Linked DNA regions of Homo sapiens: region 1 is linked to region 2. The links are chromatin loops, found by intact Hi-C in ENCODE. Cell type or tissue: Calu3. All regions are shown on one strand. Links, peaks and the distances in the headings refer to the core of each region. The heading gives the core; the rest is flanking DNA. Region 1 overlaps LOC105369165 (a long non-coding RNA gene). Region 2 overlaps LOC105369165 (a long non-coding RNA gene).

Evidence for each region. Peaks named below come from ENCODE experiments on the same cell type or tissue, not always from the same donor. Only the 100,000 strongest peaks of a DNase experiment are listed, where the experiment ranks them.
Region 1: a loop joins it to region 2, with 8 times the contacts of the local background. A loop is called at or near these places in 2 of 110 quality-filtered maps.

What each region holds. Positions count from the first base shown.
Region 1 is chr2:52,803,398-52,819,038 of GRCh38, forward strand. LOC105369165 (a long non-coding RNA gene) reads right to left here. Exons shown (of 7, transcript NR_187748.1): 4 at 7,080-7,160. Among named protein-coding and RNA genes, the nearest start is that of MIR4431, 110 kb to the left of the region's middle. In Calu3, for the core only: a CTCF peak has its summit at 7,299; no DNase peak of the experiment used is centred there.
Region 2 is chr2:52,926,552-52,942,192 of GRCh38, forward strand. The region is part of intron 1 of LOC105369165 (a long non-coding RNA gene); the gene reads right to left. Among named protein-coding and RNA genes, the nearest start is that of MIR4431, 230 kb to the left of the region's middle. In Calu3, for the core only: no CTCF peak of the experiment used is centred there; a DNase peak (open chromatin) is centred at 7,980.

The DNA.
Region 1 (15,641 bases), core at 2,875-10,874, 120 kb before region 2:
GATTTTACCAGGCCTAAAAACAGAAACAGGGATAAACAGAGGTATCAACTAATGTGAAACACTTTCCAGTTTATAGGTCAATCTTTTCTGTCCCTTCAGACCATTAAGGCAGGTCTAACACCTAGAATTCATTCCAAATTACAAAACCCACCACTATAAGAACAGAACAGGTGCCAGGATCCAAAATGTGTATAAATTCCTCAATATTACCCAGAAGAATTTCTAAACAGTTTCTATTTTCATCAGAAAAAGCTGGTATATACTGCTGCTGCCACTGGAGAGGACAATTAAGAGTTTGTTAAATGAGGGCAAAAAAAGAAAAACACCTCTCCAGATGCATACTTTAAAACACTAGAATTAAGAGTATCATTATCTAAATTTTTCAAAAGAAAGATTGCTCAAGCCCAGTGATATTGCTCACAGAAGTAGTAGCAGTGGCTTCCGCTGCCTTCTTCCACATGGCCTGCTTCCTGGCTAGGAGCTGTATTTTACCTAGAGAACTTACTTTGCAGGTATTACTCAAGTTGTTCTCTGAACCTAAAACACTTACACACTGAATTTGAACTTAGACAGGAAGCCTGTTGTATGTTTCTCCTTTTCCTGTTCCTCACATTTAGATGAATAAAGGCACATGTTTTCCCTAGGAGGTAAAGCAAAATGTGGAGACTGGCTTTCCTTTGAAAGCATTTTGAATAAAGTACTTACAGGTCTAGGTTGGGTGAGAGGTATAAAATAGTATGACTTTTTTTTCTCCTTTTCCCTTGGATTATCAGAAGTGAAAATTATAAAAAGTTCCAGATATTTTTATCACCATAGTCTCATCTAAAGTACCTATAATAGTTACATTTTTGTAGCTGAGAGTATTATAGGTCAAAAAGTTTCTGGCAATCTCCAAATGTTGTCTCCCGAAAGCCACCTCCTTCCTTTACTATGTTAACAGCACCCCCAAATTGTTCACCTATCCAGTAACTGTGTGTTTCAGGGGACACTAAGCCTGTCTTCAACAATCGTGGTATCATTTCCTTTGCTAGTGACTATGCACAAGGAATGCAATTTAGCCATGAGACATTGTGTAAAGTGTTCTGGGGTTAGTTTTATTTTTGGAAACTTGTATTTGTTCTTAAAAGGGAACCAAGGAAAAGGCAGCCTTTTTTCCAGCTTTTTGCATTGCTGTGTGAGAATGAAAGCCTTGAGATGGTGCATGCATTTTATGATGGTGAGGGAGAGATAATCTGAAGACAAAAAAAAATAAAAACTCTGGGAAGATGGCAAAATATTAAATCAAGAGAATCTGGAACATTTTGCTTCTGGATTACCTTTTCATCCTCTATTTGAACATGTTATGTTAATTAATACATTTTCATTTTAATTAAACACATTTTTAGAAAGTGCTTCTGATAGTTTTAGGATAGAGCATTCCTAAATAGCATCTGCAAATCCATAGCACATGTAATTTAGTCAACTCAAGATACAAAACCAGATTTTTCTGACTCCAGACTCTGGGGCCATTTTAATATTATAGTTACTTCTTGTCCCATGTTAGTGTGTAATAGCTAATTATTTAGAAGAAGGCAACATATTGAACTTAATTTCCTTACCAACATAAAAGTAGAATTCTGTGAAACGTTAGAAAATAAGAAAAAAAGCTAGATTTGTTCATGTGATTACTACATGTCACATACTTATATTGCTCAATATTCATTGTGGATGATGAAGTTACTAAAATTTGAATAATTAATTATAAGATATTTTAAAGATTTTCATTTAGCACTCACTTCAGATTTCAAAATCTAGATTCTCAGTTCTTCTTTATGCCTGTCTCTAGTTCTCAATTACAGGTTGTCTTGAATTCTTTCTGTTCTAAGAACAAATTTATCAACCTTACACCATCACCACCATCATCATTATTTTCCTTTGATGGATGAGTGTAGTGAAAAAGGAAGTATCTCTAGGGAAAGCTTCTTTGTCATCTATCACTTCCACCATATATGACCCAAATCCTAACCAACAATATTTTCTCCTTAAGAGAGGCATTGAAGTGAGATACTGACATCTTCAAACTGTGTCTACAGACTCCTTTCCTGTTCAAGACATCATTGGCACCAGGTCTCACACCTAAGCACCTCTCCATGCCTGTCTGTTGCATACTATTATATTACAAATCACCTGCTCCACATAGACTTTCCTGACCTCTTCAGGCTAGCAGGCACAATTCCATAATATACTGAGTATAGTTCCACCTATCCGAAGATTTTCAGTGTCCCCATTGTCTTTGTAAGCACATTTAGGCAAATACTATTTGACATGCCTCTGATTATCTCTTGCATTTGTTGATGTTCATTAAATATTTCATGATATGTATATATCTAAATATATATATTCCAGAAATCAAACCAAATTCAATGTAAATACTATATGATATAAATACTGTATGAATTTATACTGTATTCAGTATAAATATTGTCCTAAAAGCTTTAATTCTATTAATAATTAATCATCAAAATAACCTGTATAGCATAGGTAATTCATTTTACTATTCCCATTTTCATAGAGAAAGAAAGCAAGGTTAAGTAACTAACCCAAAATCACACAACTAGGAATTGGTGAAGTAAGAATTTGAATGCAGGCAATCTTGCTTCAGAGTCCATGAAGCTACTATATTATGCTTCCTTCCTGTAAACATTCATCAGCTACCCATATGACTCAAGCTGTACTCCTTACTGACTTCACAGTGCTTGCTTTAATTAGAATCTAGTTCTCTTAGAAAGCAGATATGTTGAAAAATATTAATGATTAAGGAGCATTGTAGAAGAGATTATCATCTGCAACCACAATGTATACTCCCTCTTCCTGAATATAGACTTGTTACTGGGGTAGCTATCTAGCAGGGATTACATTTCCCAGTCTTCCTGCATCTAGATGCATCCATCTATCTAACCTATTGTGAAAGAAAAAACTTGTATCACTTTTAGGGAAACATTTTTTATATCTTTTTCCTCTTACCAGCTGGATGAAGACAAGTATAAGGCCCTACTAGAAAGTAAAGCTAAATAATAAAGGAGCATGAGTTCCTGTGGGTCCTTCTGGGAGGACAGTCACCAAATACTGGGAATATTCATATGTAACTTTTAGGTAGGCACCAAAAGTCATTTATTGTTCTGAGACTTTATTCCATTTTGAAGACTGTCAGTAACTAACACAAGCATGTTACAGATGCAGGAATGTTATAGATAGTTGCCTACCTGATTCATACTATATTTTGTGAGCCAAATACTTTTATTTCTATAAAAACTATGGTTCTGAGAGATTGATTAGATTGACAAAGGTGATACAGTTCAAGAGTGTCTGACTCCAACAGCTATACCATGCTACAACAATGCACTATTTATAACATTAGAACATGCATCTTGCTTCTGACTTTAAGTATTACAAATCATAACACTTTTTTGCTGTCATATGGGCACACCATTCTGAAAAACAGAACTTTCTAAAAGACATTAATCCTCTCACTTCTTCCTGATTAATAAAACTCTGGTTGGTCTTGGTGCAGTCCTTTGTATTTGGCAATGTTAGAACAATGGGCTTCTCAATTTTGACATTCCCTTGCTGTCCAAGTAACAAGTTTATCTGAGAGATTTTGAGAAAGCTTTTCTTGCCTTCTGAAGGAAAGCAAACAAACAACTGATTCTCCTTTTTCCTGCTTAAATATGGATAGAAACATGGGAGCATCCCTATTCACTTGTAACCACGAAGAAAAGGCCAAGACCATTGCAGAGAGGTGTGAATCAACTCCAATAACAACTCACAACTCAACTTTTTATATGAGAAAAAATTCCTATATGTTTAAGCCATAGTGTTTTCCATTATTTAGAGCTAAAAACAATCTTTACCAAGGAAATTATCATTCAGTAGTTTTTTTTTTTCAATATAATCTTACCAATTTATACCAACATCCCATCAGGGTGCACTATATCTTTATGACAGTCTAATGACTCTTTATCAATACTTGAAAATTTCGTTTCAATTTACTATCAGGTAAGGCATTTATTTTCTATAGTATGTCTTTATGGAAGAGATTAGTTTGTTAAATATAAAGGGTTTAACTTGTTTAATATGCATTCTCACTAACTGTGTCTTTGTCATGGAAGATTGGGGAAAAGGAGAGGAGTGAGGAAATCTGTGAAGTAGGGAACACCAAATAAATATTTTGATATTTGATATTAAAAATACTGAATCAGATAAGTTACAGAATTCAAAGGAGTGACTGAGAATCCTTTTCTATTTTTTAGCTTTATTTGCTGTGCAACCGTGAGCAAGTTGATTTTCTATTCTAAGTTTTGGCTTTCTCAGCTATAGGACAGTACTAAAGACAGTATGAAGTTTACTGATTGTTGTAAGTTTTCAGTGCCATGCACAAGTGTTATGCACATTGATAACCCTCAAAAACAAGCACTATTGTTTTCATTGTCATCATTATCCAATATTGATAATGGTCCTGAAATGTCAAAATATCTCTACTAAAGACACTATGTGAGTCCTTGAAGTGATTTAAGAGGATGGCTATATGTTCTCTAATTTATTCTGCATGGAAACTATATAGTAACTTGACAATTAGAACTTGATTCATTAGAATGAATGCATCATGGGATGCATTAATTTACTTGATTGCCTTTTAGTTTTACAACTACCTTAACTTAAAGCTAACTTTTAAATTTAATAAAAGAGACAAAAACAATGTGCAACTTATGGCACAAGCTAATGATAAGGATATTAAGCAACTTTCTATTCTCTACCGAAAGTTATTTTAAAGTATAGATAAACAATGCTGCTAGGAAGAAATTTTAGGTAAGTCGGCAACTTTCAAAAGAAATTGGGGTCTGTAGAGAATATTTGTCCTTTGTATAAACTACTTTTAATTCAGTGCTTTATCCTTCTAGGTTAAGGGTTATTTTAACCTCTATGAAGTATGAGAAAATTTAGATAGCCCTACAGTCTCTTTTAATTTACCTTTCTCTGCTTTTAAAATAATAGAAAAAAAATGGCCATTTAAATGGATAAGACATCAGGTTGGAACTTGATTAAGTACTTCGAACCATTAGAAACAGACTCTGTAAAGTCATTTGATCTTTATCTCTTTTGTAGTTTATTTTAATGTCAGGAAATATTTTACATGCCCTGCCTTCCAAATCAGGTAATTTTGCAAATTTAAAATTTTTGTGTGGCAATCCTTTCATTGCTTTGATATTAGGCTACTAAATGTAATCTAGAAATAAGTTTATACCTAATTCTGAATCAAAATTTTCTGCACAATTTGCTGGACAAGCATTCAGAAATCCAGCTTCTATACCAGACACTGACCCTCAACTCATCTTGTGTCATGTAGGAACCCATCTTCCTTCTTTTAGCCTTAATTTCCTCAAATTTAAAAGCAAAATAATTGGACTGGAACTCTATGGCTACAGCTTCTTCTGCTTATACAATTTTCCTTATTACAATGCTTACTATGGTCAGAGTTTTCTTGTGTAGTAATATAGGACATAAGAATCCTTGCAGTTTTTAGGAAAAAGTAAATTTTTCCCATAGAAAATTAACAAACATTATCAACAGGAAATTTACAGAAGAAGAAACACATGAAAAGTAGGCAGACTTGGCCGGGCGCGGTGGCTCACGCCTGTAATCCCAGCACTTTGGGAGTCTGAGGCGGGCGGATTATGAGGTCAGGAGATCGAGACCGTCCTGGCTAACGCGGTGATGAAACCCTGTCTCTACTGAAAATACAAAAAATTAGCCGGGTGTGGTGGCAGGCGCCTGTAGTCCCAGGTACTTGGGAGGCTGAGGCAGGAGAATGGCGTGAACCCGGGAGGCGGAGCTTGCAGTGAGCTGAGATCGCGCCATTGCACTCCAGCCTGGGAGACAGAGCAAGACTCCGTCTCAAAAAAAAAAAAAAAAAAAAAAAAATGTAGGCAGACTTATTAGTAATCAGGGAAAACAAACAAGAGATAAGATAGATTTTTTCACCCGTCAGATTGTGACCAATTGGAAATTTTGATAATATTAAGTATTATTGATGCTGTGGGGATAGATATCTCTCATTCATTGCTGGGAGGAGGACATATCAGTTTAGCTCCACCTGGTCTCTCCCTTGACACGTGGGGATTATGGGGACAATTCAAGATGAAATTTGGGTGGGGACACCAAGTCTAACCGTATCAGACTTACATAGAAATACTTCCATTTTCACTTTGTAAAATATTCTCTATTGGAATAATGACAACCATAGTAACCCATATTTGTAAAACACTTTAGAATCCTATTTATCCTTGTATTATATGTAGGCAGGTATTATTATAACTATTCCACACCTGATAAAAATGAGAATTATTGAATAAACTATTTGAACAACTTTAAAAAATGAATATGTGGCAAAAAAGGAACTCAAAATAAGTTTTTAATACAATTAAAATTATATTTTCATTCTGGTCTTACTAATGGAGTAATGTACATGAAAATGGCTGGCAAACGTTGAACACCATAGGAATGTTAGATGGTATTTACTGTCATTAATTTCATTATTAGGCATAAGATAATTAATGTACAATGCCAACCATGTTTCTGTAAAAAACTGCATATGTAGAAGATCCTCCCTGAAGCAGGGCCCAGGAGATAACCACAATGAGACTGTTTAATTAAACAGGTGTAAGTGAAATAAAGGGAAGCAGAATCAAAAACATTTGATTCTATGAATTACATATGAATTGGTTTATAATAACTATATTAAGAAAACAATAGCTGGGCAACTGATGACTTAAGCTACTTGAATGAAGCCAATGTTCCAAATTACCTAGCTACTGAATATAAAGCATATTTAGCCCACAAACTCCTGAGAATACGGGACACTTTATACAATGGCACAATAAAGTACAAGCAAACTGAATGTGCTTCCTCAAAGCCTTAAAAAGAGTTCTCATTTTTGACTGCATGAAATCTGTATAAAGTAAGTCACATCAATGTCTGTCTGCCCAAACCCCCTTTTAAGGAAGTTCTTGCTCAAGGATTCACATATTCCAAGGAAAGTCAACCTGTATGCTGTTCTGTTATCTGTTCTTCCAGTTATCAATTGTATTGTCTACCACTTCCAAGTCCATTCTTCATTGCCAGATCTGCAATAACAGAGATGGACCCTGTAAATATCCTTGGTCAACTGTCACGTTGTTAAGTGCTGTCATTAGAGGGCAGTAGATAAACAGTACAAAAAGAAAGGGTTTCTCTTCTTGGATCTGAGCTGTTCCTCTTGCTAAGTTCCTGCAGTTCAGGTGGCTGTTTCAGAGCTCAGCAGTCAGTAGCTCTTTCCCAGACACCCTTGGAGACGAGGCACATTCCTATGAACGCTTCTCTGAGAGACTGTTGGGAGGCCTTACAGCAAGTTATAAAAACCGAAACTCCCAGTAGGCAATTTTCCTTGATGTCCCAAAGAGCAGAATTTACAAAAGTCCTGCTACAACATCTCAGTAACTTATCTACCATCCTTTATCCATAGTTGTTCCCTCTCCAGACAGGTCTGGATCTGAGCCCGGGATGGGGGAGAGCTTTAACATTCTGTTCCTTCCTTGGTCACCAGATCTAACCCCAGAGCTAAAGCCTACTCTATATGTGCCACTTCTTTACTCTTTAGAATTCTCCCTCTTCTTTTCTTACTACCAAATCCAATCACGTGTCATAATTAATAATACTTTAAAAATATGTATTCAGATATAAATCACATACATTCATCAAGACCAACTTAAAGGGTACAATTCAATAGTTCTTTAGTATATTCACAAGATTTTGCGACAATGACAAACATCTAATTCCAAAACACTTTCACAGTCCAAAAAGAAATCCTACACATGTTAAGCAGCCACACCCCATTGTTTCACCTACCAACACCTTGCAACCATTAATCTACTTTTTATCTGTGGATTTCTTTCTCTATGCCTATTCTGAAGGTTTCATATAAGTCAACTCAGACAATAGGTAGCCTTTTGTGCCTCCTTTCACATAGCATAGTTTTCAAGGTACATCCACGTTTTAGCATGTGGTAGTACTTTCTTTTTGTGTGTGGCTGAGTAATATTCTATTCTGTGAATATACCACATAGTGTTTTATCATCAGTTGATGAACATTTGAGTTGTGTCTGCTATTTGACTGTTACAAATAAGACTACAAAGATTCAGGTACAAGTTTTTGTGTGAATGTGTATTTTTAATTCTCTTGGTTATATACCTAGAAGTATAATTGCTGGCTTATATGGTAACTCAATGTTTAACATTTAAAGGAAAGACCAAACTGATTTCCACATGGCTGTGCCATTTTACATTTATACATAACGCCATGTATGAGGATTACAATTTCTCTACATTTTTGACAAGGTTGAGGAAGTTTCTATAATTTCTAGTTTGTTAAGTGTTTTTTTAACTAAAAAAAAAATAGAGGTGTTGTATTTTGTCAAATGCATTTTTTCAATTAGCCAGGTCATGTGCCCTTCCCCTCCTCTCTCTTAATATGATGTGTCAAATTAATTAATTTGTATATGTTGAAAAAATCTGGGATTCCTAGGAAAAATCCCACTTGATCATGGTGTATAATTCCTTCATATGCCGATGAATTCAGTTCATTTGTCTTTTGCTGTGATTTTTGCAAATATATTCTCAAGTTATATTGATCTGTAGTTTTATTTTCTGTTGGATCTTTAAATGTTTGGTAGGATTCACTGGTGAAATCATCCAGTCCTGGGTTTTCGATGTTGTTGGCAGTTTCTTATTACTAATTCAATCTCTTGATAAACCTGTTGAGTTTTTCTCTCTCTTCTTCATTCGGTTTTGATAGTCTGTGTCTTTCCAAGAATTTGCCCATTTCATCGACATTACCTAATTTGTTAGCATACAGCGGTTTGCAGTTTTAGAATCCTTTTCATTTTTATAGAGCTAATAGTAATGTCCCTTTTTTATTCCTGATTTTAGTAATGCGAATTGTCTAATTTTTCTAGGTCAATCTTGCTAAAAATTTGATTTGGTTGTTTGCAAACAACTTCTGATTTCATTGATTTTTCTCTATTGTCTTTTGCTCTTCTCTTCAATTCATTTATGTGCTAATCTTTGTTACTTCTTTCCTTAGGTTCGCTTTGGGCTTAATTTAATTTGGTATTTCAAATTTCTTAAAATGAAAGTTAGTTATTAATTTGAAACCTTCTCTTTGGGTGTCTAGAGCTATAAATTTCCCTTGAGTACTGCTTTGGGTGCATCCTATAGTTTTCCATAGGTTGCTTTTACTTCTATAAGTCTCAAAATATTTTCCACTTTCCTCTGTGATTTATTATTTGACTCATTGGTTATTTAGGAGTATGTTGTTTACATTTAACATATTTGTGGCTTTTTAAATTTTCCTCTTATTTTCAGTTTTAATCCATCGCGATCAGATAATTACTTTGTATGGTTTCAATTACTATAGATATATTGAACCTTTTTTGATGGCCTATTCTAGAGAATGTTTCACATGCAACTCAAGAAAATTCTATATTCGGCCATTTTGAGAATATCATTTGTAGATATGTTTTACATATAGTTTGTTTACAGTGCTTTTTATGTCTTCTGATTTCTTGCTGATATTCTCAGTAGTTAGTTGTTTGAGCCATTATTGAAAGTAGCATATATAATTTTCCAATTATAGTTACTGAATTGTCTATTGTCCCTTCAATTTTACGTTTTTTGTCATATATTTAAGAACTCTTTGTTAGGTAAAAACATGTTTACAAATTTTATATCTTCTTAAGTTGATCTTTTCATTGTAATAAAATGTCCATCTTTGTATTTAGTAACATTTTTTGTCTTAAAGTCTATTTTATCGGATATTACTGAAGCTATCTCAAGCACTCTTTTTATGCTATTTGTATGGTCTGTCTTTTTCTATTTATTTTGAACCTATTTGTGTCTTTTGTTTTTTGAGACAGAGTCTCAAAAAAGGTTTTTTCTAAGTCTGTGAAAAATGAGACTGGTAGTTTGATAGGAATAGCATTAAATCTGTCGATTACTTTGGAAAGTATGTCCATTTCAATGTTATTGATTCTTCCAATCAATGAGCATTAAATGGTTTTGCATTTGTTTGTGTCATCTGATTTGTTTTAGCATTGTTAGAGTACTCCTTGTAGGATCTTTCACCTCCTTGGTTAACTGTATTCCTAGATATTTTAGTTTTTGTTTCCATGGCTATTAAAAATGTGATTCCATTCTTGTTTTGGCTCTCAGCTTGAATCCTTTTGGTATACAGAAATGCTATGGATTTTTGTACATTGGTTTTTGTACCTTAAAAACTTACGGAAAATTTTTATCAATTCTAGGATCTTTTTGTTGGAGTTTCTAGGGTTTTCTGAGTAAAGCGTCATATTGTTAGTGAAGAGAGATAATTTGACTTCCTTTTGTCCTATTTGGATGACTTTTATTTCTTTCTCTGGACTGATTTCCCTTGCTAGGATATCCAGTACTGTGTTGAACGGGACTGGTGGGAGTGGGCATACTTGTCCTGTTCCTGTCCTTGAGGGGAATGCTTCTAGCTTTTGCCCATTCAGTATGATGTTTTCTGTGGGTTTGTCCTAGATCGCTCTTATTATTTTGAAGTATGTTCCTTTGAAGCCTAATTTGTTGAGGGTTTTTATCATGAAGAGATGATGGATTTCACTGAAAGCCTTTTCTGTGTCTATTGAGATGATCATATGGTTTCTGTTTTTAATTCTGTTTGTGTGGTGAATCACATTTATTGATTTGCATATGTTGAACCAACTTCGCATCCCAGAAATAAAGCCTAGTTGATTGTTGTGAATGAACTTTTTGATGTGTTGCAGGATTTGGTTCGCTAATATTTTGTTGAGAATTTTCGTGTCTATGTTCATCAAGGATATTGGCCTGTAGTTTTCTTTGTTTGTCTTTGCCAAATTTCGGTGTTAAGGTGATGCTGGCTTCATAGAATAAGTTAGAAAGGAGTTTGTCCTCCTCGATTTTTTTTCAGAAAAGTTTTAATAGAACTGATAATAGCTCTTCTTTGTATGTCTGGTAGAATTAAGCTGTTAATCCATTTGGTCCAGGGCCTTTTCTGTTGTTTGGATTTATATTACTTATTCAATTTTGGAACTCAATACTTGAGAATATAGTTGCAAAAATCACAGCAAAAGACAAGTGAACTGAATTCATCAACATATGAAGGAATTATATACCATGCTCAAGTAGGAGTCACTGGAGTCACTGCTGATTCCTAGGAGTCATTGCTGGAGGGCTAGTGTAATCCTTAGATGGCATCACAACATTCAGATTTTTCATGGTGCCAGATTCTCGTGCTGATTTATTCTCATCTGGAGATGGTGGCATTCCTAATTTTGTACATATATTAATGAAGATAGAATTGTTTTTTCTTTCACTTTCCTCACTCCCTAGGGGATGTTACTGTAGAGATTGTTGAGTAGGGTTTTTTTGACTTTATTTCTATATCCCCGTGTAATTCTGTTGGCAGGTTCTATATTGGGCTGTGTGGTTTGATCTACAGGCCTGTAGATGGTACTTATAGGTAAGAGACAGCTATAGCCAATATGGATGGTCATATACTTGATCCTTGCTTACTGGACGAAGCTCTCTGTTGCATCAAGTAATGGGCTTATCCATGGAGTACACAGTGGTTTGAGGTTTCTGCTCATCCCAGGGTGGGGCAAGATGGGCAGGTCTGGACCAGGCAGTCCTGCTTACACATCCCCCAATGGCAAGTACAAGCACCAGAATGGAGGGGGACACAGTAGGTAGCAACCAAGTGCCCCAGAGGTGTGTTTAGGCATGGAGCTGAAGAGCACCTTGGCCCCAAGCTCTCTGCATGTTGGTGGGGACGCTAACCTCCTACTCCAGAAAAGTGTGTGCTCCAGATGCCTGGAAATCTGCATAAGTGTGGAGTGTAGAGGGCCCTACTACACTACAATCTATTCAGAGCAAGGGTGGGGTGATTCAGCTGGTTATCCAGGTGAACAGGTGCTCCAGATGCCTGGAGATCTTCCTGAGCATAGAGTGGAGAGAACCCTGCTTCACCACACCTCTGCACAGGAAGGATGGGTGGCTCAGGCCATCCAGGTGAGTAGGAGCTTTGACTGCCTAGAAATCTGCCTGGAAGTGGAATGTAGAGGGCCTCACTGTACCATGATCTAGAGAGCATATATTTGAATCATGCTTTTTATTCCTTCTACTAATATCTGCCCTTTAATTTGAAATTTAAGCCATATATATATAATGTAATTAGTTGTAAGGTAGGCTCTACACCTACTATATTGCTATTTGTTTTCTGCAGTTATTATGGATTTTTGTTGTCACCTCTTCCTCCATTATTGTCCTATTTTATGTTAGATAGATATTTTCTATTGTAACACTTTAATATTCTTATTTAATTTACTTTTTTTTAAGTTTTTTAGTTGTTGTCTTAGGGATTATAATTAACAACTTAATTTACAGTAATCTAATTCAGGTTAATACCAACTTAATTGCAATAACATAAAAATGTATCTCCTCTATAGCTCCATTTTCTCTCTCCTTTAGAGTGTTATCACAAATTATATTCTATGACGTGCCCATTAACAAAGATTAATAATTGATTTATGTAGGTGTCTTTTAAATCAGATAAAAAAATTTAAAAACAAAAAATATATTTATACTGTTTTATATTTACTTAAGAAGCTATTTTTGCTGGTGCCATTTAATTCTTTGTGTGAATTTAAATTACTTTCTAGTGTCCTTTCATTTCAGCTTGATGTACTCCTTTTGGCTTTCTTTCGGAGCAGGTCTGCAAGCAATAGACTATCTCAAGTTTTTTGTTTGTTGTTTTTTAAATCTGGGAATATCTTAATTTCTTCTTCATTTTTGAAGAATAGGTTTTTTTTATTTGAAATTTTTAGTTGACAAATTTTTGGTTTATTAGCACTGTAAATATTGTATCCCACTGCCATTTTCTGCCTGCGTTGTTCTGGTGAGTAATCAGCTGTTAATCTTATTGATCATACCTTGAATGAGATTAGTTCTTTCTCTCTTGCTGCTTTCAACATTGTCTGTCTCTTTTTGGTAGTTTCACTGTAGCGAGGCTAGGTATAGTTCCCTTGAATTTGTCCTATAAATGAGCTTAAAACTTTCAAAATCTGATTTTTAAGAAAGATACTAATCTACATTGGCTATTATATCTCAAATATTATTTTTGTTCCTTTTTCTCTCTTTTTTTCTAGAACTCCCATTATGCATAAGGTGGTACATTTGATGGTATCCCACAGCTCCTGAAGCTCTGTTTATTTTTCTTCATTTATTTTTTCTTTAGATTCTCAGACTAGATCATCCTGATAGACCAATCTTCAAAGTCACTGATTCTTTTTTCTCTTAAATTCTGCTCTTCATCCCCTCCAGTGAATTTTTATTTCATTTATTGTAGTTTTATCTTCAGAATTTATATTTGATTCATTTTTATAAATTATGTCTTTATTGAGACTATTCATTTGGTGAGACATTGTTCTCTTACTTTGCTTCAGAACATGGTTTTGAGAATATGATTTCATTTAACTTTTAAATATATTTTATGTAGCTGATTTAAAGCACAATAAGTCCTGTATCTCAGCCTTATCAGGGACAGTTTCTATTTTTTTTTTTTTCCTGAGCGTTGGACATTTTTTAAAAAAATTTCTTTGCATGTCCTGTATTTTTTATTGTAATTAGATTTGGAATTTTGTTACACACACAAAAACATTTTAAATATTCTAAAATGTGGCAACTCTGGAAATCAAGTCTGCTCCTCTTAAGAGTTTACTGTTGTTGCTCCTTGTTGTAGTAGTTGTTTGTTTACTGATTTCTCTAAACTACTAATTCTATAAATTATTTATTCTTTGGCATATGTGGTCATTGAAGTCTCTAAATGGTTATTTAGGAATCATCTAAATAATAAGTAGACAGAAATTTCCTTAATTCTTGCAATCAATATGGAGCATGCCTTGAACACTCAGCCTGATGGTTTACAACTCTGCCTTAGCTTTCACTTACTGCTTGGGCAGAGTAGGCAGGTCATTCTGAAGTGAGAGCCTAAGGGTCTTCTCAGGTCTTTCATGCACATATCCAAAGGCCTACACATTCACTCATGTACCTAGATTCTCAAGAATATGACAGAACTTTTAAAAATAAACACCGCCTGGTGCAACCCTTTTATGATTTTCCAGAATTCTGAAAAAAATCTCCAACAACTCCTTAAGGTTTTTTTTTTAATCTATGTAGGGTTAAAGTTTCAACAGTTCTTTCTCCACTATTTTCACTGACATCAATCCATAGTTAACAATTCTTTATTTTAAAGATTTTGTTTCTAATTACTGTGTGAGTTTTATCTCCTAATTTCAATCTAACTAATATGCTTGTGATACATTCTGTTATAAAATGATAACTGGAATTAATGAAAAACACCCAGTAATCTGAATAGGAGATACTAACTTTTTAACCCCTTAGCAATGGATTCAGTTGAAAGTTAATGATGCAGAAAGGTGTAGAATAGCCACAGTGACTCTTCAAGCTAAATTTACGAAGACTCTGCAGTTTGGCTAACCAAAATAAACTCATCATTAGACAGAGGAAAAATGGTTCTTAGAAAACTAGACAATTTAGTTAGTAAGGTGCCTATCATGGTCTTTTTCATGGCTATCTCCAGACTATATAAATCTTTTTAACATATTATCTTCATCTTAAAACAGACTGAGTCAATCTGTGTTCCTTGAAATTAAGTCAATCAAGAACAAAAGCTAAACACTGCTTATCTTTCTATAAGCTGAACAACGTGTCCGTTCTTTCTCCATGAACACCCCATCACCACCCAACACCACTCATCAATGAGTTTGTATGTCTTTGCTTATGTTACTCTCCCATGTGGAAAATTCTATTACATTTTAATTGGAAAATCAAGTTTAGATGTAGAAATATTAAGTCAAAATCACAAATCACAATATAATCTTATACTTTTGGTGCTAACTTTATTTTCCTCATTAATTAAAAAGCCTATCTTGGATGATTGTTGTGATTAAATGATGTTATCTGTGGAAAGTGATTGTTAGTATACTGAACACATTTGATGTTCTCCATAACTGTTAATGCAACACTGTTTCACCACTCTACCTGATCCAAGTCTTATCCACATAGACCCAAATAAAGTTAATCTTCCATATGAAAGTTTAAATAACATATAATGTTCATGAAGGCCAAATAAAACTATATTGTTCAAAATTAAATTAAACCACATTAACGGGCACAACCAATGTGTTCATTAATATGTTTTGAATTAATTCATTAATGAAATATTCCATACTACTTCAGATTTCAGTGATTCATTTCTGTCCATTATATTGTTAATATCGTTTAAGTGTACTAATTATTTTTCCTTTCCACATGAGGTCAGATAATATGTCTTCTCTCTTTTGCACCCTTAAAGTAGCTGGCCCAGTGTGGGGAAAGAAGAACTACTCAAAAAATGAATAGTAATTGAGTAAATATATTTTTACTTTATTAGAATAAAAATATTGGACTTAACATAAAACATTTAATAAACCCATCTCTCTTTTCTGGACATAT
Region 2 (15,641 bases), core at 4,144-12,143:
CCACCATAACTTTATTCAATGAAGGAGAGAGGGCAGTATCAACCATATCTGTCCATTTTTTAAAATTAGAATGTCAAAATCTGTCCCTTGCCCCACTTATTTTTTTTTGTATTGGAAAATCCAGCCTACCCAAAAACCATTCTTTGAAGATAGTGTCTTTTTCCAATTTTGTGGTCTTGGCATCTTTGTCAAAGACCACTTGACAATATATATGAGCTAAAAAATGTGTTGATGCATTATTTCCCCTGCCTGTACAGTAGAGGCATAAAGAATAAGGAGACTGGAAATATAGTAGATATCTTATGAAACATCCTAGAGAGTCTGCCATGATCTCTGCCACAATACTGACTACAGTACAGAGCATATAAAAAGCAACCATATATACGCTTCTTCCGATCAATGAAAAAATAGCAAACTACTACTTTTGTCTCCACAGTAATACTATAAAGTGGTCTGAGTAAAGTCAGTGACAGTAAGTAAAGTCAATGAATGTACAGTTCCAGAAAATTTTCTACTTAACAAAAAATTAAAGACTAGTGAAGATGAAATGTATCATATACAGGTCCCTAGTAAGATCATATTAGAGTAAGAAAATGGAGAAAATACTTTATCAAACCACAAAATCTAAACAAATAAAATGCACACGGACATAAAGGAATGAATATTTGAGGCCAGGGCCTATTTGAGGGTGGAGGATAAAAATCAAACAACTACCTATCAAGTACTATGCTTATTACTTGGGTAACAAAATAATCTGTACAACAAACCCCTGTGACATGTAATTTACCTATATATCAAACCTGCACAGGTACCCCTGAACCTAAAATAAGGGTTAAAAAAATACAAACATAATAAAATAATAGTGCTTAAGACAGAATACTGTTACATGGGTGTTCATGGGCTATGGGAAGCCAGAAAAAAGTAAATCACTGGGAATAAATTTAATGTCTCAAAAACCCTGGAATAAGAAGGTACATCGGACAGAGGTGTTGAAAAGAAGAAAAACAACTAAAGGTCACAGCCAAAACAGTGAAATAGAGATCCCAGAACATTGTATGAGAGCATATAACAGACAATGAACACACCCGCCACCTGTTGCCTAAATTAAACACATAGTCATGTTGACCATTCTTGAGAAAGGAATGTGTTTAACTTAGGAATGTGTTCAATTTAGAGCCATGTTCCTCTAAAATTAGGAAAAAGTCAATGGTTTTTACTGTCACCACTTATATAAACCAGTACTGATGGCTCTTGCCAGAGCAACTGGTCAAGAAAAATAAATAAAAGGTACCAAATTGTAAAAGAGGAAACAAAGTTATCCCTGCTTCTGGATGACATGATCTTACAGGTAGGAAACACTAAAGAGTCCACAGAAAATTGTTAGAACTAATAAACAAACTCAGCAAATTTACAGGATACAAAATTATCACACACAAAATAGTTGTGTTTCTATACATGCTAACAATAAACAACGCCAAAAGAAAATTAAGAAAGCAATTTCATTTATAATATCATCAAAAAATAAAATTCTTAAGCATAAACTTGACCAAAGAGGCAAAGACTTGTACAATGAAAACTACAGAATATTACTAAAAGAAATTAAAGATACAAATAAATCCAAAGACACCTGATTTTCATGGACTGAAAGACTCATTATTAAATGTACCCAAAGCAATCTACAGATTCAATGTAGTCTCTATTAAAATCTCAATGACACTTAACTTATAACAATATTGCCTAATCAAAACAGTGTGGTGGTACTGGCATAAAGACAGACATATAGACCCATGGAATGCAGAGAGAGCCTGGAAATAAACCCTCACATATATGGTAAAATAATCTTTAACAAGCATGCCAACACCACACAAGAGGGAATGCCTCTTCAAAAAATGGTATTGGGAAAACTAGATATTCATATGCAAAAGAATGAGGTTGGACCCTTATTTTATACCATATGCAAAAATTCAAAATGAATTAAAGAAAAATGTAAATGTCAAATTTTAAACTATAAAAATCTAGAAATAAACATAGAGAAGAAGGTTTGTGATTTTGGATTTGGCAATGATTTCTTGTACATAACACCAAAAGCATTGGCAACAAAAGCAAGGTTAGATAAGTGGAACTACATAAAACTTAAAATCTTCTGTACATCAAAGGAAAAAATAAACAGTGAAATGCAACCAACAGAATTGGAGAAAATATTTGAAAATCAGATAGCTGATAAGGGGTGTATTAGTCCATTTTCACAGTGCTGATACAAACATACCCGAGACTTGGTAATTTATACGGGAAAAAGAGTTTAAGGGACTTACAGCTCCATGTGGCTGGGGAAGCCTCACAAGCATGGTGGAAGGCAAGGAGGAGCAAGTCATGTCTTACATGAATGGCCGCAGGGAAAAAGAGAGCTTGTGCAGGGAAACTCCCATTTTAAAAACCATCAAATCTTCTGAGACTCACTTATTATCATGAGAACAGTGCAGGAAAGACCTGCCCCCACAATTAAATCACCTCCCATCAGGTTCCACCCATGACACATGGGAATTGTGGGAGTTACAATTAAAGATGTGATTGGGTGCAGATACAGCCAAACCATATCATTCTGCCCCTGACCCCTCCCAAATCTCATGTCCTCACATTTCAAAACCAATCATGCCTTCCCAAAAGTCCCCCAAAGTCTTAACTCATTTCACCATTAACTCAAAAGCCCACAGTCCCGTGTGTCATCGGAGATAAGGCAAGTCCTTTCCACTTATCAGCCTGAAAAATAAAAAGCAATTTAATTACTTCCTAGATAAAATGGGGGTACAGGCATTAGGTAAATATAGCCATTTCAAATGGGAGTAATTGGCCAAAACAAAGGGGCTACAGGCACCACGCAAGTCCAAAACTGATCAGGGCAGTCAAATCTTAAAGTTCCAAAATGATCTCCTTTGACTTCATGTCACACTTCCAGGTCACACTGATACAAGAGGTGGATCCCCATGGTCTTAGGCAGCTTCACCCCTGTGGCTCTGCAGGGTACAGCCTCCCTCCTAGCTGCTTTCATGGGCTGGCGTTGAGTGTCTCTGCCTTTTCTAGACACACAGTGCAAGCTGTTGGTGGATATTCCATTCTAAGGTCTGGAGGCTGGTGGGCCTCTTCTCACAGCTCCACTAGGCAGTTCCCCAGTAGGGACTCTGTGTGCGGGCTCCAACCCCACTTTTCCCTTCCACGCCACCATAGCAGAGGTTCTCCATGAGACTTCCTCCCCTGCAGCAAACTTCTGCCTGGACATCCAGGCATTTCCATACATCCTCTGAAATTTAAGTAGAGGTTCCAAAACTTCAATTTTTGACCTTTGTGAACCCACAGGCTCAACACCATATGGAAGCTGCCATGGCTTGAGGCTTGAACCATCTGAAGCCATAGCCCAAGCTGTACCTTTGCCCCTCTTAGTCATGGCAGGAGCAGCTGGGAAACAGGGCACCAGGGCCCTAGACTGCATACAGCAAGGGGACCCTGGGCCTGGCCCACAAAACCATTTTTTTCTCCTACGTCAGCTTGCGATGACAGGGGCTGCCATGTAGATCTCTGACATATCCTGGAGACATTTTCCCCATTGTCTTGGGGATTAACATTCAGCTCCTCATTAGTTATGCAAATTTCTGCAGCCAGCTTGAATTTCTCCTCAGAAAATGGGTTTTTCTTTTCTATTGCATTGTCAGGCTGGAAATTTTCAGAACTTTCATGCTCTGCTTCCCTTATAAAACTGAATGCTTTTAACAGCACTCAAGTCACCTCTTGAATGCTTTCCTGCTTAGAAATTTCTTCTGCCGGATACCCTAAATCATCTCTCTCAAGTCCAAAGTTCCACAAATCTCTAGGGCAGGGGAAAAATGCCGCCAGTCTCTTTGCTAAAACACAAGGGTCACCTCTGCTCCAGTTCCCAAGTTCCTCATCTCCATATGAGACCACCTCAGCCTGGACTTTATTGTTCACATCATCAGCATTCTTGCTGAAGCCATTCAACAAGTCTCTAGGAAGTTGTAAACATTCCCACATTTTCCTATCTTCTTCTGAGCCCTGAAAACTGTTCCAGCCTCTGCCTGTTGCCCAGTTCCAAAGTCACTTCCACATTTTGGGGTATCTTTTCAGCAATACTCCACTCCTGGTACCAATTTACTGTATTAGTTTATTTTCATGCTGCTGATAAAGACATACCCGAGACTAGGTAATTTATACAGGAAAAAGTGTTTAACGGCCTTACAATTCCACATGGCTGGGGAAGCCTCACAATCACAGCAGAAGGCAAGGAGGAGCAAATTGTGTCTTACATGGATGGCAGCTAGAAAAAAGAGAGCTTGTGCAGGGAAACTCCCATTTTTAAAACCATCAGATCTCATGAGACTCATTCACTATTATGAGAACAGAGCAGGGAAGACCTACCCCCATAATTAAATTACCTCCCCCTGGGTGCCTCCCAGGACATGTGGGAATTGTAGGAGTTATAATTCAAGATGAGATTTAGGTGGGGACACAGCCAAACCATAACAAGGGGGCTATATTTAGAATATCTAAGAATTTCTACAAATCTACAACAACAGCAACAAAACAAATGACCTGATTTTTAAAAATAGAAAAAGGACTTCAATAGACATTTCTCCAAAAAGGGTACACAAATGGCCAAACAAGCAAATGAAAAGATGCTCAACATCATTAATCATTAGAGAAATGCAAATCAAAACCACAGTGAGATATCACTTCACACCATTAGGACGCTCACTATCATAAAGACAAAACAAAACAAACATCAGTAATGGAAACCCCAGAAAATACCAAATGATGGTCAGAATGTGGAAAAATTAGAACATTTGTGCACTGTTGGTGAAAATGTAAAATAATTAAGCCACATAGAAAATACTATGAAGTTTTCCTTAAAAATTGTTAGAAATAGAATTACCAAATGACTCATCAATCCCACTTCTTGTTATATATCCAAAAAAATAAAAGCAGGATCTCAAAGCGATACGTGCACATCCATGGTCATTTCAGCATTATTTACAATAGCCAAGAAGTGGAAGCAACTCAAACATTCATCAATGGATGAATAGATAAAGAAAGTGTGGTATATATCCCACTGAATATTATTCAGCCTTAGAAATGGGAAATTCTATTACATGCTACAACATGGATGAATCTAGAGGACATTATGCTAGGTGAAATAAGCCATCAGAAAAAGACAAATACTGTTTGATTCTACTCATATGAACTATCTAAAGTAGTTAAAGTCATAGAAAATGAAAGAAAGATAGTTGCTAGAGGCTGAAGGGAGGGGGAAATGGGGAAGTGTTCAAGACATTTAGACTTTCAGTTTTGCAAGATAAAAAAGTCTAGACATCTATTGTACGACACAGTGAATACAGTTAACACCACTGAATTACACACTTAAAAATGGTCAAGGTAGTTAACTAAATTTAATGAGTTTTTACCACAATTGGAAATGATAAACAGCAACAAAATAGCCATCCATATTCTATCCTGCTATATCATCATGTAGCACGTATCGTGATGAAAAGAAATAAGAAGAAATCAAGTTCTTTCTTTCTGTACTACCCCTATAGCAACTATCCATAAATAAGATATTACCTTTAAAATTAACTTTTCTTAAATCTCACCTTCATTAACAATTCTATTTGCACTTTTTTCTCCGTATTATTTGCTCATATCATGATTTTGATTTCCCTGTACCAATTAACAGTAGGAATTTCTCTTTCTCAAGCCAAAAATTTTCATTGCAGTATAGATAGAGATCATACAAATATATACACACACACACACACACACACACACACACACACACACATATAGAGGTCTGATCTTTTTTTCTGAACTGGCTAGTCATGGTTATTTCTATAGTAAAATATTTAATAAGAAACAAAGAAACAGTAATAAATACCATTAGATAATTGGTTGCTTTAAGGTAGAAAGTCTATGATTTCCCCTTTGATAATTAGCTCTACATATCCAATTGTGGGACTTTACACTGAAGTCAATTGAGGTTCACTAAAATTTTGTATTAATTCACTAACAATTATTCAGGCATTGCAGTAATTTCCTCTCTTAAATGATAACAGATTCCTAATATACTTGGTTGGTTTATCTGTCCCCTTGGTTACTTACAGTTACAGTCATTATTTTACAAATTAAATTTTCATTCTCTTTGCATTTATGAAAGCATCTTTTATTATGGAGGATGGCAAAGCATGATATAAACTTTTTCTTATGTAGAAGCAAAGTGGAGATCACAGAGGTATTTTATCACAAATTATGAGATGGGAAATTAGCTAAAAAATGCCAAATATTGAGATGCTGGATTTTTTTTTTACATCCCTTCTGCCATACTGAGTTGAATAGCTAGGAATCTTAACTCTTTTAGGGAGAGAAGTTGAATGTGAGACCCTTTAAAAACACCAGTTCAGCATAATCAGTATAAAGTGATATGAGACAAAAAGAGATTTTAACAAAACAGCAGAGGAGACCAAGCTTAAAACACATTTCTCAGAATTCTCCTCCCTGTACAGCTCTAGATTCGTTTTCGCCACAGGAGACATTTGCATGCAATTTAGAAGACAGAAGTGAAGAAATAGTCATACATTTTTATACTTTAAAGCTTGATACAGAGCATCAGGCAGTGTAGCAGCTCAGCAATGAACTAGGGCAGTATTTCCTGAAGCTCCCACCTAAATCCTCCCCTTCAGTTTATTTTATTATTGGGTTAAGGATATGTGTAACTTACAGTGAAGGACATAACCTTTCCCTCCAGGTAACCAGTCACTGCACCAAGGTTAGAGATGGTGAGAGACAGACATAGGTCCCAGTTGTTGTCATGAGCTCTAGTTATTGACTTTACACATCCTGGTTTTCTTTAGAGTAGCACTCTGGATGACCAAAACAGCTTCAGAATCAACACAAGACAGAGGGTACACAGCCTGCTCTAATAGGTCAGTCCCGCAATTGCATAAGGTTTAACTCTTAAAGTAAATCATTCAATACCACTTGACGATCTGTGGGTATTCTGCTTCTCTGACTAAACCTTGACTAATTACAAGGGTCTGCAAGAAACTTTGTAGAGGTAATAAGTCGATTGTACCAATGGTCCTAATTATCCATGCTTTTTTTCCTGAAATTATACAGTCCCTCCATGCTCTGATTTTGGGTTCAGTCATGTGACTTACTTTAACCACTGAGATATTAGCAATATCCAACCTTGAAAAGTATATGCTCATTTTTCCTTGTCATCTTCCACAGTTGAGACTGTTTGCTCTTAGATACCCCACTGAAGGGATTGGGCTGCTGAAGGGATAGGAGGTATTAAAAACCACTCTAAGCCTAGTCTCCCTTAGCTGGATAATTATTCATGACATGATCAGGCCTCTGTGAGATGAGCCAAACCTAGCCAAGATTAGCAGAGCAACATGGCTCTATCTTCACGAGAAATGTTTAAAATGTTGATTATTTAAGGAGTTTGGAATGCTTTGTAACATAACAATTGTTAACTAATGCAGTAAGCACAGATCAACTTACTGCAAAGAAATATTTCCCATATCTAGGGGCTGGAGAACAGGGAGGAAACTAGCACTTATTGACTATTCACCATTCATGCCTTTCCACGTTTTAAATATATGCTATTATATTTAACACAACAATAGCAACATAAAGGAGATACTCTTTCCCCATTTCATAAATAAAGAGACAGGCACCAAGTTCTGCTGATTATCTAAATGCAATAAAATATAATGCCAAATAAAATGAAAAAAACACAAGCGAGGAGACATTTAATCTTTAGAAGATGATATGAGGAATGTTGCAATTACCTGTCTGAATTTCATCATTGGTGGAATGTCCAAAGGTACAAAACAGCAGACAAAATAATGAGAACACATTCTCTGGGAAACACAGACAAGTTAAAGGAAGAATGTTTTGTCTCAGCCTTGTTTTGGCCCTGCGCTCAGCCTCACTTTTAACTCATTTTACAACGAGTTTGATAAATTCAGGACCAGTACTTAAGCCAAGATCAATACTGTGACTTCCAACATTTCAAATTTATAGAGGAGAAACTATGACTCATAGGGACTGAGTCATTTTTTGAAAGTTAATACAAAGCAACACTTTGTATTAACATAGGGTCATTTTTCCAAAGAGCTCCAAGCATTTGATGTTCTACAAATCTGATTCAGTATTCTTGAAATGCAGAACTGAGAGATGACACAACTGAAACAGAAAACAGTGAAGTGGCTAAATCTTTGTCTTTAAGATAATCTTTAAATGATAAATGAAATCACCTGAATGAGGTGAAAGACTGAAAATATAATCAAGACAGTAGCGTGGAGGGAAGGGAAGGGTTGACCACATTTCAGATTTTTAAAGTGTTTAACTCCCCTTCCTAGCTATTTTCTATTAAATTAAATTAAATGAAAATAAAATATAATGGTTTTGTAGGAAAATCTCAGAAGTGGCTCCCAGTACTGCTCTGTTAAATTGTTAGGTGAAACCTGGACTTAGAGGTACAGTACCTCTGTATACATATTAGGACGACCATGGGCAGAGGACAAGTTACCAGTGGTGCACACATCACATAGATGTGATCCATATGTTACTCTCAGATTTCTGTTTCTACTCAGTTGTATTCCCTACAGAAAAAGATATTCATATTCATAAGTGGTTATTTTCTAGATAAAATGAGAAATATAGCTATAATAGTGAAATGAGAAATTAAAAAACAAAACAAAACAAAAAAGATGGCTTTTCCTTATCTTTTCCTAGGTAAGGGACCACCTTCAGGCTCTGCTGATAATGGCCGTGTGGTCTACTTAGTAAAATTCACTTGAAAAACCAGACATCTAAACCCATTTTATTCAGAATTAGAAACTAAAACTGAAACTGAAATTAGAACTGAGTGACATTTTAAGTTAATTCTTTAACGGCTTATTTGTTGTTCTTTTTCAGTCTGCACAAGCCCATACAAAAATAAAATCTTACTTGTGATTTTATGCAACATAAATTATATCTCTTCCACACAGTCCACATAGAAAAGTATATAAATCTATGGCCAGCAAATGTTTGCTATTCCATTACTATGATATTTAGGAGAACACCAACACCAGATCCTCAACACTCTCAGTTGGAAATAAATGCACTTTTTTCCCTTCTTATTTTAGCAAAAAAAAAATTTATAAATTCGTTTCACATAAAAATAACTAGCTCAGTATAAGGAAAGACTGAAGAATGTTGTAAAATAGAAGGATACAGAAAAGTGGAATTGAGTTTTAGGCATTCGTAAAATATTTGTTCAGAAATCTCATATTATGTAAGTCTTTGCTCATTTCTAAGATACACACAAAAAATGTTTGGACAAATAACTATTGAAAGGTTGTCCTGTCTCCATTTTTACCAATAATCACTGAACATTCTTGAAACACTTCTGTTCCTCACCTATAGATATTACCACCCAAAACTCAAAATGACAACTGCCCTGTATCCAGTAGATAATTATTAATTTTGCTGCAATCACGAAAGAAAATCCGGTAGGTTTAAGCATCATCTCTTATTACTGCACCATCTAAAGGTATCACCTCTAGCAGCAGATTACAGGAAACAGAACATTTTTTTTCTCTTTGGTTGCTGAGTAGCTGAGTCAGGCCATATGAAGTCAATCGTTGCTATGACAATGTACGAAACAGGGAGAAGATAATATGTTTGACTACAGATAATTCATTTACCTATAATGACCCTTTTTTGTTTGATATCCATATGCTTACTTGGAAGGGATAGTCATGCATACTTTACCATATAACCATTTTAATCATATTTATGAAACAGGTACCCATCATTTTTACTTAAGTAAAAAGATCAGATGATCTACTTGTACTCCGTGAGATTTTTTTTTCACCTCTTCATTTATTTTGCTTTCTGGTTAACAGTGGCATGGGTAAATAATACATCTTTATGTCTTCTCTTTCTCCTGTCACAATGTGAAGTAAACTCATATGTTAAGAATGTAAATAAGTTTTTACTATGGCATATTGCAATAAACATTTTACTATTCAATAGGAAGTTGAAACACAGTGATATAAGCCAGGCAATGTAAAAGCAACACAAACTCAGGATTCCCAAGTGTTATAATTCAACCATACGAATTTGTCCTACATTGAAATCATGCACACACATACCTGTACACACAGAAATTTATTTTCAATCAAATTTTCAGAAACTATCTGTAGCTATTTTTCACATTTATGACTGCAAGTCATCAGTTCACATGGTAGATAATTATTTCCCTCTCCACTCTTATAGTTGATTTTATTATAGGAGGTACCATGTTGTGTGCTATATTTACTGGTCAATTCAGAAATTTACAAAGTTAATGTTTGGAAGAATATATCCACAGTCCTTACCATGTTACAATGAGGCATATATCTCTAAATATCAAAGATTGAATTCTCTACTTGGCCTAGAAACTCACAGACCAGAAAAACATTCTCAGAAGTGATGCTAGTAGCTGACCAAATCACTTTGGGAAAAAGAAAAAAAAAAAAAAAACCCTGTTTAGCACAGCATAACATAGGAAAGGAAACAAGAAATTTGGATTTTGAATTCTGGATTTGCTAATTATTTACCCCGTTGAATTAGGAAAAAATATTTAGTTTCTAGAACCAGTAGTTTTCTCATCAGTATAGAGAAAATTGCAATTACATGAATAAAAGCACACTAGTATGATGTCCAATTATTAAAATTGGTTAAAACAAAATAAAAAATTAGGAAAATGTGGAAGCCTGATGTGCTATTCTTAAATGCCCGATTTACCAACTTCACCTTTAATAAAAGAGAAGAAACCTTGAGAGAATTTTAGACCTCATGTCAACAGTCAATCTCAGGAAACCTAATGAGAAGAGCATCTCGAAAGCAATTCAGGTTGGTATCATTTGAGTAAATATGACTTCAGAATCAGAAATATATCTGTCAATCACCTTCAACCCTATGTTAATTCAGTAGTAAACAAGTAAGCATAGCCCAAGCAGTATTTGTCCAATAGTTAAATCAATATGACTCTTTTCAAAGATTAAAAAATAATACTGGCATAGGTGTCATTTACTGCCTCCTATATAATTGTGAGAGAAAAGGATATAAGTATTTTGAAGTTGAAAAACTAACATTTGATGGAATGCCACAAATATCCGAATGCTATGGTGAAAATGGAAGACGAAATGATCATATATGTTCATCTTTCATCTTTCCCCAATCACACTAACATAATAGAAGATATACAGTATAAATCTATAGGATAACAAAGAACAATGCCATGAGTAGAAGAGAAATGTTTAGAACTTCATGATAATATGAAGGGAGGGGAATTTTATCAACGGTTGACTCCAACAGAGATGATAATCCTCAACATAAAATGATGGAGGACAGAGGACAATTATGCTAAGTGAAAAAGGTCAGACACAGAAAGACAAATACTACATAATATCACAGACAGACATTGTTTTATGTGTACTTCTCTTTATTGCTCTGATACTTGTCTACAGTTCCTGGCTCATAACTCCATAACTCCTTTAGTTCTTGTTAAAATGTTGGGACCCTTAAGGTTTCAGAAGGTCTCAGAAAATACAATCTCTCTCTTTCTCTTTCTCTCTCTATCTGACCTTCTCCTATCCTTCTTTCATTTGCTCCTTTTTCTCCCCAAAGCAGACATCTTCCCCTACCTTTTTTTTCTTGGAGCTGGCCATAAAGAAATTCTCTGACCTACCTAGTCTGATTTGTAGGTCATAAGACTCTAATTTAAGAAGTCGTGCCCTGTACCCTGGAGGAACAATGCTGCAGAGAGAGGACAAGAAAAATATGGATAGACAGATTTTGATGGGTTTCTCCACTCAGTCTATTAGTATTAGATCATACCCTTTTTGTTTTGTCACATGTCTACACAGTTGGCCATGCTTCATGCCTATACAATGAAGTTTCCAGGAAAGGCTGAAGAGGATGAAATACGGAAGAGCTTCTGGGTAGCTGAACATCTGCAGTTCCTGGAGGGAACCTCTTCCCACATGCCTGTGCATCCCTTCTTCTGTATCCTTTGTAGTATCTTTACAATAAATTGGTAAGCATGTTTCCCCGAGTTCTCTGAGTCACTCTCACAAATTAAACCCAAGGAGTGAGCTGTGGGATCCCTAATTTATAGACAGCCAGAAGCACAGGTCAAACAACCTGGGGCTTGCAATTGGTATCGGGAGTAGGGATCAGGCTTGGGGATGGAGTGCTCAAGTTGTGGGATCAGACACTATCTCCAGGTAGTGTCAGAACTGAATTGAATTACAGGACACTCAGCGGGTGTCTACCGCAGAATTGATTGCTTGGTGCATAAGGAAAAAAACCTACACACTGGGTCACAGAAATCTTCAGTGTTGATTGATGTGGTACGACAGCAGAGGAAAATCAGTTTGTGTTTTTCCACACAATTGTGCTTCACAAATATTGAATTTTTTACAAGTTGAAAGTTTGTGGCAACTCTACATGGAACAAGTCTATGGGTGCCATTTTCCAACAGCATGTGCTCACTTCACGTCTCTGTGTCACATTTTGGTAATTCTCACAATATGTCAAACTTTTTCATTATTATTATAATATCTGTTACAGTGATTGTGATCACTGATCTTTGGTTTTACTATTGTAACTCTTTGGAGAAGCTACTAACAGTGCCCATATAACACACTGCACGTAGCTGATACATCTTGTGTGTGTTCTGACTTCTCCACAGACCAACAGTTCCTCCATCTCTCCCTCTGTTCTTGGGCCTCCCTCCCTGAGTCATAATAATATTGAAATTAGGCCAATTAATAGCCGTACAATGGTCTCTGAGTGATTCAAGTTAAAGGAAGAGTTGTATGTTCCTTCCTTTAAATAGAAAACTAGAAATGATTAAGCTTAGTGAGAAAGGCATGTCAAAAGCTGAGATAGGCCAAAAGCTAGGCCTCTTCTGAGTAACAATCATCCAAGTGGTGAATGTAAAAAAAAAAAAAATTTTTCAAAGGAAATTAACAGAAACTCCAGTGAACATATAAGTAATACGAATATAAAACAACCTTATTGATAATATTGGAGAAAGTTTTAATGGTCTGGATAGAAAACCAAACCATTCATAACACTGTATTAAGCCAAAGCCTAATTGAGAGCAAGGCCCTAACTCTCTTCAATTCTATGAAGCCTGAGAGAGGTGAGGAAGCAGTGGAAGAAAAGTTTCAAGCTAGCAGAGGTTGGTTCATGAGATTTATGGAAAATAGCTATCTCTACAACATAAAAGTGCAAGGTGAAGCAGCAAGTACTAATGTTGAAGCTGCAGCAAGTTATCTGAAATATCTACCTAAGATCACTGATGAAAGAAACAACATATTTTCAATGTAGATAAAACAGCCTTCTATTGGAAGAAGATACCATCTAGGACTCAGCTAGAGAAGAGCAGTCAATGCCTGGCTTCAAATCTTCAAAGGTCAGGCCATGCTGGGGGCTGATGCAGCTGGTGACTTTAAATGGAAGCCAATGCACACTGACCATTCTGAAAATTCCAGGGCCCTTAAGGATGATGCTAAATCTACTCTGCATGTGCTCTATAAAAGGAACAACAAAGTCTGGATGACAGAACATTTGTATATAGCATGGTTTACTGAATATTTTAAGCCCACTGCTGAGGCATATTGCTCAGAACATTACTGCTCATTGACATTGCACCTAGTCGCCCCATAGCTCTGATGAAGATTAATGTTATTTTCATATGTGTTAACTCAATATCCATTCTGCTGTAGCTCATGGATCAAGGAGTAATGTTGACTTTCAAGTTGTGTTATTTCAGAAAAACATTTATTAAGGTTATAGCTGCCATAGGTAGTGATTCCTCTGATGGATCTGCGAGAGGAAATTGAAAACCTTCTGAAAAGGAATCACCACGCTAAATTACATTAAAAACATTTGTGATTCATGGGAGGTCAAAATAGCAACATTAACAGGAGTTTGGAAGAAGTTATTCTAACCCTTATTAATGAGTTAGTTAATAACCCATTATCATTCTGTTTCTACCACATCTGCAGTAGAATTATAATTAGACCTAAATTAGAAGTAGAGACTGAAGATATGACAGAATTGATGCAATCTCATGATAAAACTTTAATGGATGATGAGTTACTTCTTATGGATGAGAAAAGAAAGTGGTTTCTTGAGATGGAAACTACTCGTGGAGAAGATGCTGTGAAAATTGTTGACAATAATGGGCTTAGAATATTACATAAAATTAATTGGTAATCAGCAGTTTGAGAGGATTGACTCCATTTTTGAAAGAGGTTCTACTGTTTGAAATGGTATCAAACAGTTTTACAGGCTACAGATAAGTATTTCTTAAAAGGAATAGTCAATTGAGGTAATAAACTTTAAGTTGCCTTATTTTACCACAGCCACCCCAAAGCTCAGCAACTACCACCCTGATCAATCAGCAGCCATCAACACTGAAGCAACACCCTCCACCAGCAAAAAGATTATGACTCACTGAAGGCACTGGTGCTCATTAGCGTTTTGTAGCAATAAAGTTTTTTAAATTAAGGTATGCACATTTTTTAGACATAATGCTATTGCAAACTTAATAAACTAAAATATAGTGTAAATATAGCTTCTACATGCAAGGGAAAACTAAAACACTTGTGTAACTCACTTTATTGTGATATTTGCTTTGTTGCAGTGGTCTGGAAGTGAACCCACAATATCTCCAAGGTATGCCCGCACTTATATGTGGAATCTAAAAAAGGTGAACTTGTAAAAATAGAGTAGAATGGTGGTTATCAGGGCTACATGAGTGGGGGAAATGGGAAGTTGTTGGTCAAAGGATACAGACTTTCAGTTGTAAGACCAGTAAATTCTGGAGGCTTAATGACTATAGTTAATAATATATTGTATACTTGGCATTTGCTAAGAGAATAGCCCTTGACTGTTCTCATCACACACAAAGGGTAACTATGTGAGATGATGGATATGATAACTAGCTTGCGATGAACACTTCACAATGTATATTTACATTATGTATATCTAATAATCACATTGTACAACTTAAATGTATACAATTTTTATTTGTCAATCATACTTCAATGAAGCTGGAGAAAAAGATAAAAGGAAAGGGCAAATGCTACAAAAATAATAAAAGACAGGACCACTAAAAACAGAAACCTGGAATTATCCCAATCAGATGCAGCAGAGGATGGAAGCCAGAACTGGATGGTCAGTGAGATAATTGATTAACAATCGGTAGAACAGGTGCAACAATTTCCTACTTTCAGTGCTGCAGGCTCTGATGTTCTCCATCCAGCTAAACTCACAAGAATTGTTTGGGGACTAATAGTGAATCTGCTATTGGACATTCCCAACATAAGTATCCCCTGGAGCTAAGGGGTGTCTCAAATTGAGAAAGCTAATTATTATCCCATACTCAAAGAGAAAGACAGGCTGATCACATGTTCCCATCCTGTACTTTCACATAAGCTCAAAATTCTATCAGAATTTGAATTTTCTGCTAGGGAAGCAGAGAATATTCACTGGTGATGAATAAAAACATATTCCAGAAAAATATA